Linked DNA regions of Mus musculus: region 1 is linked to region 2. The links are chromatin loops, found by intact Hi-C in ENCODE. Cell type or tissue: left cerebral cortex. All regions are shown on one strand. Links, peaks and the distances in the headings refer to the core of each region. The heading gives the core; the rest is flanking DNA. Region 1 has its middle 96 kb from the start of Lacc1. Region 2 has its middle 54 kb from the start of Gm30365.

Evidence for each region. Hi-C counts contacts between places; a loop is a spot of excess contacts. Peaks named below come from ENCODE experiments on the same cell type or tissue, not always from the same donor. Only the 100,000 strongest peaks of a DNase experiment are listed, where the experiment ranks them.
Region 1: it touches region 2 in a loop (2.2-fold over the local background); 9 of 42 quality-filtered maps call a loop at or near these places.

What each region holds. Positions count from the first base shown.
Region 1 is chr14:76,939,091-76,942,009 of GRCm38, reverse strand. No RefSeq gene overlaps it. Among named protein-coding and RNA genes, the nearest start is that of Lacc1, 96 kb to the left of the region's middle. In left cerebral cortex, for the core only: no CTCF peak of the experiment used is centred there; DNase peaks (open chromatin) are centred at 916, 1,339 and 1,807.
Region 2 is chr14:76,889,808-76,892,726 of GRCm38, reverse strand. No RefSeq gene overlaps it. Among named protein-coding and RNA genes, the nearest start is that of Gm30365, 54 kb to the right of the region's middle. In left cerebral cortex, for the core only: no CTCF peak of the experiment used is centred there; DNase peaks (open chromatin) are centred at 907 and 1,236; H3K27ac peaks cover 777 bases.

The DNA of each region.
Region 1 (2,919 bases), core at 252-2,751, 49 kb before region 2:
GTAGCGTGGCTTCACTGGGCCCCTCCCTTAAGGAAAGCCCATTTCCTCCGGCAGAGCACGGCTATTTTATAAGTTCTTTTTAATTCTTTGATTAATTCTTTTTAGTCTGCTGTGGTATATAATTAGCATTCAAAAGAATAAACCTGTCAATCGCCTGGAAAGGAAAAGACCTCCAGGGAAGCCATCTGTTCTAGGGACTGTAGAAATAGTCTAAGTCTTGCTTAAGAATTTAGGTGGACTCCATGGTCTTTCTGGCCAATGTCCACTCTCCCAGTGACAATATTTTCTTCCCCCAATGGTCCCATTGGCCATCACCAGCTCTCACCTTGGACAGTGACCTGCTTAGTTTGTAAGAAGTCTTGTCTGTTATGTCCTGTGAGACTGTTAGAAACTTCTGGACAGTGATACTAAGGACCAGCAGCCGAGTAGAGTCCAGAGGCAGAGCCCAGTAACAAAAGGTCAACAAAGTGTTGTACATCACTATATAAGGATAGTGTGTGAACCTTGAAACCATCAGGTTAAGTGGGAGGAGCTAGTTACAACAGAGCACATGGTATACGTCACACATAGGCAATGTCCAGAGTAAATCAAGTCATAGACAGAAAGTAGGTATGTGGCTGCTTAGGACTGGAAGAATAAGGAATAAAAGATGCTAGCCCAAGGGAAAGAGATTACTGATTTCTTAATGGTCACATATAATCTATAAATATATATAAGTGCATTGAACTGTACCCTTAAAAGGCATAAATTGTACAGTTTGTGGCATCTTGGTAAAATTACTAACCACCCCCTACCCCTGAACCCTGTTGTGGGACTCTCAGAACTCATGGACAAATCTGATGGCAGGTATCCAGAAGTCCAAGAACTTAGTTACTTGAACTGGGTAGTAGGCATGGAAGGGACTGAATTGAAGTCAGAATGTCCCCAGAATAAAGAAGCCATCCTGCTTAGCTCCCACTAACCCTGCACATAAGCTTATAGAGGATTATGCCCTGTATACATGATGCAGCCCCAGGGATTCAAGATAACTGACTGACTTTGAAGAAAAGTTGGATGTCAACATATTCCTTTTTTTCCCCTAATATTTTGTTTTGTTTTCAATTAATTCAAAGGGTAGGAAGGAGGAAAGGAAACAGGTTCCCTTGTAGCTACAATTCAGAAGGGATATAGAAGCCCTTTATTCCTATGGTAGCAAAGAGAAGCTGTCCCACAGTACTTAAGTCATACTTTTCTACAGAGCTAGCAAAAAGCAATGGACTCCCTGAAGCCCTAAAGAACTCACTTCCAAATTTAATTTTGGCTGAGGAAACAGAGTGAGAGGATGGCAAGGAGACAGGAAATAGTCTAACAACCTTATTCTTAGAAATCCAATTCCAGGACTCTGAGCTGATCCGAAAAAAAAAAAAGCTGCCAGAAAACCAAATTTTCTTCCCTCAAATACTGACAAAATCAAGTAGGTAGCGGCAATGAAGTTTAGATGGTACTCGGCATCAATTTTCGAATTAAATCAAATTCAAGTTTAAATCACACTGAGGTGCCATTCCACAGGCACAAGAATGGTCAAAACTAAAAAAAGAAAATGCTAGCACCAAACACAGGCAAGGATGTAAAACCCCTAGCACTTTTGTGCATGGTTGAGGAAGAGAAGACCCCAGAAGCATTCCTTACCAGGCAACACACAGCCACCACACCCGACTAAGAAACACAGAGGGCCACAGAAACCTAGAGTGAGAAGTTTGGTTTCTTTGAAAAACACAGACCTAGTATAAGAATATGTTTTCACTGTGATGCCAGGTGTGGGATGTGGGACTGTGTAGGACTCTCCACAGTAGCTGGCTGATTTGCCTTATCTTCCGGCAGAGACGTAATTTTTGCCAGCAGCAGAGAGTTTCTGCAATTGTGTGATGTTTGGGATGCTGGAGACTTTTCAGAAGATATATAAACACTAGGACCCTGAGAGGTACTGTTGCTATTGTTGGGTTGTTGGTGGTGGTCTGTTGGTTAGTTGCTGGTTGGTTGCCGTTGGTTGTGGCTTCTTAAACAGTTGTGCGCAAAGAAGAAACTAGGAGAAATTAGATACCCTAATAGCAAAGAAGATCAAACTTGACTAAAAAAATCTGACTCTCCTAATCAGCAGGAAATAATCTAATGATAATTTTGCCACTTTTCCCCTCTATCCTTTTTTTTTTTTTTTTTTTTTTTTTTTGGTTTTTTGAGACAGGGTTTCCCCTGGCTGTCCTGGAACTCACTCTGTAGACCAGGCTGGCCTCGAACTCAGAAATCTGCCTGCCTCTGCCTTCCTAGTGCTGGGATTAAAGGTGTGTGCCACCTTGCCCAGCTTTTTTTTTTTTTCTTTAATCCTTTTCTCTCTATTATCTAGTGTCAGAGGGTTGAAAGGGTGTAAAGGGGGTGGAGAAGGGTGGAAGAAAGAAGAACCCACAAAGTAGACAAAAGTCTGATTACAGAAACAAAAAAGAAAACACCCACCCAACAAAGACAAGACCAGATAGATATCAGAACCTAGAATTACAATCATCCCAAATCCATGTGCCTACATGCTGGTATAAAACCACAGTCACCGCCAGTCAGGACAATATGTTCCCACTAGAGCCTGACAATCTTACTACAGCGGGCCCCAGGGATTGCTGAAGGACAGCTGAAGCACAAGACAGGGGTGGCACAGAGCTTGCAGGAGCAACCAACCAATATCTGATTTGACTTCAGGCCTACTCTACGAGATGTAACCCATACCCAATACTGCTTGGGTAAGCAAGAACCTGAGCCCACCGAAATGGAGAAGTATTCTTCTTTCTCCACATCCTCGCCAGCATGTGCTGTCACTTGAGTTTTTGACCCTAGCCATTCTGCTTTGTGTGAGGTGGCATCTCAGGGTTGTTTTGATTTGCATTTCTCTGATGA
Region 2 (2,919 bases), core at 270-2,769:
AATGGAGGAGCTAGAGAAAGTACCCAAGGAGCTAAAGGGGTCTGCAACCCTATAGGTGGAACAACAATATGAACTAACCAGTGCCCCCGGAGCTCGTGTCTCTAACTACATATGTAGCAGAAGATGGCCTAGTCGGCCATCATTGGGAAGAGAGACCCCCTGGTATTGCAAATTTTATATACCTCAGTACAGGGCTACACCAGGGCCAAGAAGTGGGAGTGGATGGGTAGGGAAGTGGGAGGGGGAGGGTATGGGAGACTTTTGGGATAGCATTTGAAATGTAAATGAAGAAAATACCTAATTTAAAAAATTCCCCCTTTCTTCCTGGTTATGGTGGCTCTGGCTTTCTCTGGGTCTCCATTACTTTAGTCTCTTCCTCTTCTCATATGCCTTTCTCTCTGCATCCTGGTCTTTTTTCTTGTGGGAGAGCAGTCACCTGAGGTAGCCATATGCTAGCCAGATATGCCCCACTAACTACATCTACAAAGACCATGTTTCCCAAATAGGGTCACACTGTGAGTATTTGAGAAGATTTGAGTCAGTGGCAAGAAGAAAATCACCTTATTGACTTTCTTTCTTCCAAAACACAGTGTTTAGTCCTGGCGGCAGGACTGAAAGCAGCAACCTCCTGTTTGTCTTGATTCCAGATTGCCTCGGACCCTGAAAGCCACAGATATGAAATGTGTGCCTTGCTGTGGGAATGACAAAGAAACATTTTCTAAGGTTCTTGCTTGCTGTGAAACAGGGGATTGACTTAACTTGCTTGGAAGGGCAGAACACAGCTTATAAAATCTGATGTAGGGTTTATTATACTTTAGCGCAATAGACCAAAATAACCCGGAGATGTTGAAAATAAAGCAGAAAATTGGTATGGCAGTCAAAGAATAACACGTCAGCCCGAGAATTGATAGAAACAAGCTTTCTAAAAACTGCCTTAACAAAAATAATCATGAATTGTAAACGGTGCTGGCCAAAACACGGCTCTTGTAATCTGTCATAAAACTAATTTTTTTTTCAAATTGAAATGAATCAAATAATTGAGATGACTTAAAAGAAAGAGTTTTTAAAAACACAGTTGCAGCTAAATTATAATGGAGCCACCCACCCACCCTTGTACAAAAAAACGCCAGCAGAAATTCTGGCAAGTCAGACAATACATTTCTCAACTCAAAATCAAGATTTTTTTTTCCTTTTTTACTGTGATATAAAATGGCTGAGCTGAATCGGAGAGAAAGCAAGAATACTTTTAGTATCCCTCCCTTGGACAAACCAGATTTTTCAGCCTCAAAATAGCAGTCACGATAGCTGGGAAGCAGCCTGGTCCTCCCATGATGAAAGTACTTCTGTGTATGTGACCCCTGAGACGCCTGCTGGATCCAGTCGTTAGCGTAGCCTTCCAGAGAGCACTTCATGAGTCCTTTGCACCCCCAAAAGTAGGCTAGACTGGGAACATCTGGACAACCTGACACACTCCTCTGTCTGTCTTTGACTCTGTCTCTGTCTCTCTGTCTCTGTCTCTGTCTCTCTGTCTCTGTCTCTCTGTCTCTGTCTCTCTCTCTCTGTCTCTCTCTGTCTCTCTCTGTCTCTCTCTCCCCCCCTCCCTTCCTGTGGAAATCCCCACTTGTCCCTTGCCGGGCCCAAAGTGAAGAGTGGTCTCTGCCACATTCTCCCCTTGCTGGGATGCTAAACTCAAGCACACACCCAAGCAACTAAACTAAATGTCTGTAACTAACAAGTCAGCAAATCTTTACTTTCCCGAGTCACTTGGTGTTTAGCCACAGAAATTAAAATAGAAAAGCAATTAAAATGTTGCACAGAAATCATACAGGCAAATTACGAAAAGTAAGATAAAAGACAAAATAAACAACAAAAATTGAAAATGGTTGCCTGGGAGGAAGAAAAACGGGTAAGGAAACTGCTAAGTGTTTTAGCTTCATTGGCGACTTTGTAGTAACCTTTGCGTTTTTAACTTATTAACATAATACTGTGAAAAATATAAAAATAAAATGCAAGTACATTGTATATTTGTAAAACTGAAAAACACACTCTCTGTAGTAGCTCATGAGAGAACTCAGACAATATCTAAGAGATAAATATTTCATCCTCCCTTTACATGGGAGGAAGGGGATGCCCAGAGACTCTGCCAATGATAGTTTTAAGAGGTAGAGCCACGGGTTAGATCCAGGTTGGTTTCCTGTCTCAGGCCCCCTCACAATATGCTCCTACTTCTCATTAGCTTTCAGCTTGACGTTTCAATACCATCTGCACGTGCTACCTAAAAGTCCCCCACCAGAAGAATAATATCCTTCATCATGTACCACCGAGCTAGATAAACGAAGCCACAGCTGATCTCAGGTCTCCTTTGTACCCTTGGCTGGGTGATACGCTGAGAAACCTTCAGGTGAATAGCTTTGAAACAGTAATGCTTTTTGTAATGGATAAATGCTCCTCATTAGATCATACCAAGACACAAGGAGCTGATTGTATCACTTAATAAATGGTCTCAATTCCATTCGGTACACCTGGGAAATAAGAGTCCTATTTGCTGCCAAGACATGATTGCATTAAACCTTAATGATGTACCTGTCACAGGGTTAGATGAGAATATTATAGCTGAGTGTCATCTATAGTACTGGGGTGTTCCTTAGATTTACCCTTCTCTGAGCCCGAGGAATGTCATTGAGCCCAGCTTCCTGCTACCACTCTGTGTAGCGGCTGATTAATATTGCCTCCATCCCACAGCACGGGGCAACACTACTTCTTCCTTGTGACTATGTGTGTGTGTGTGTGTGTGTGTGTGTGTGTGTGTGTGTGTGTGTGTCCTTTGACTCTGCCCTTTGGTTCCTGGGAAGGTCCTTACTATCTTGAGTCTGCAATATGCAGAACTCAATGGCAGCTCTTACTCACTAAATAAATCTT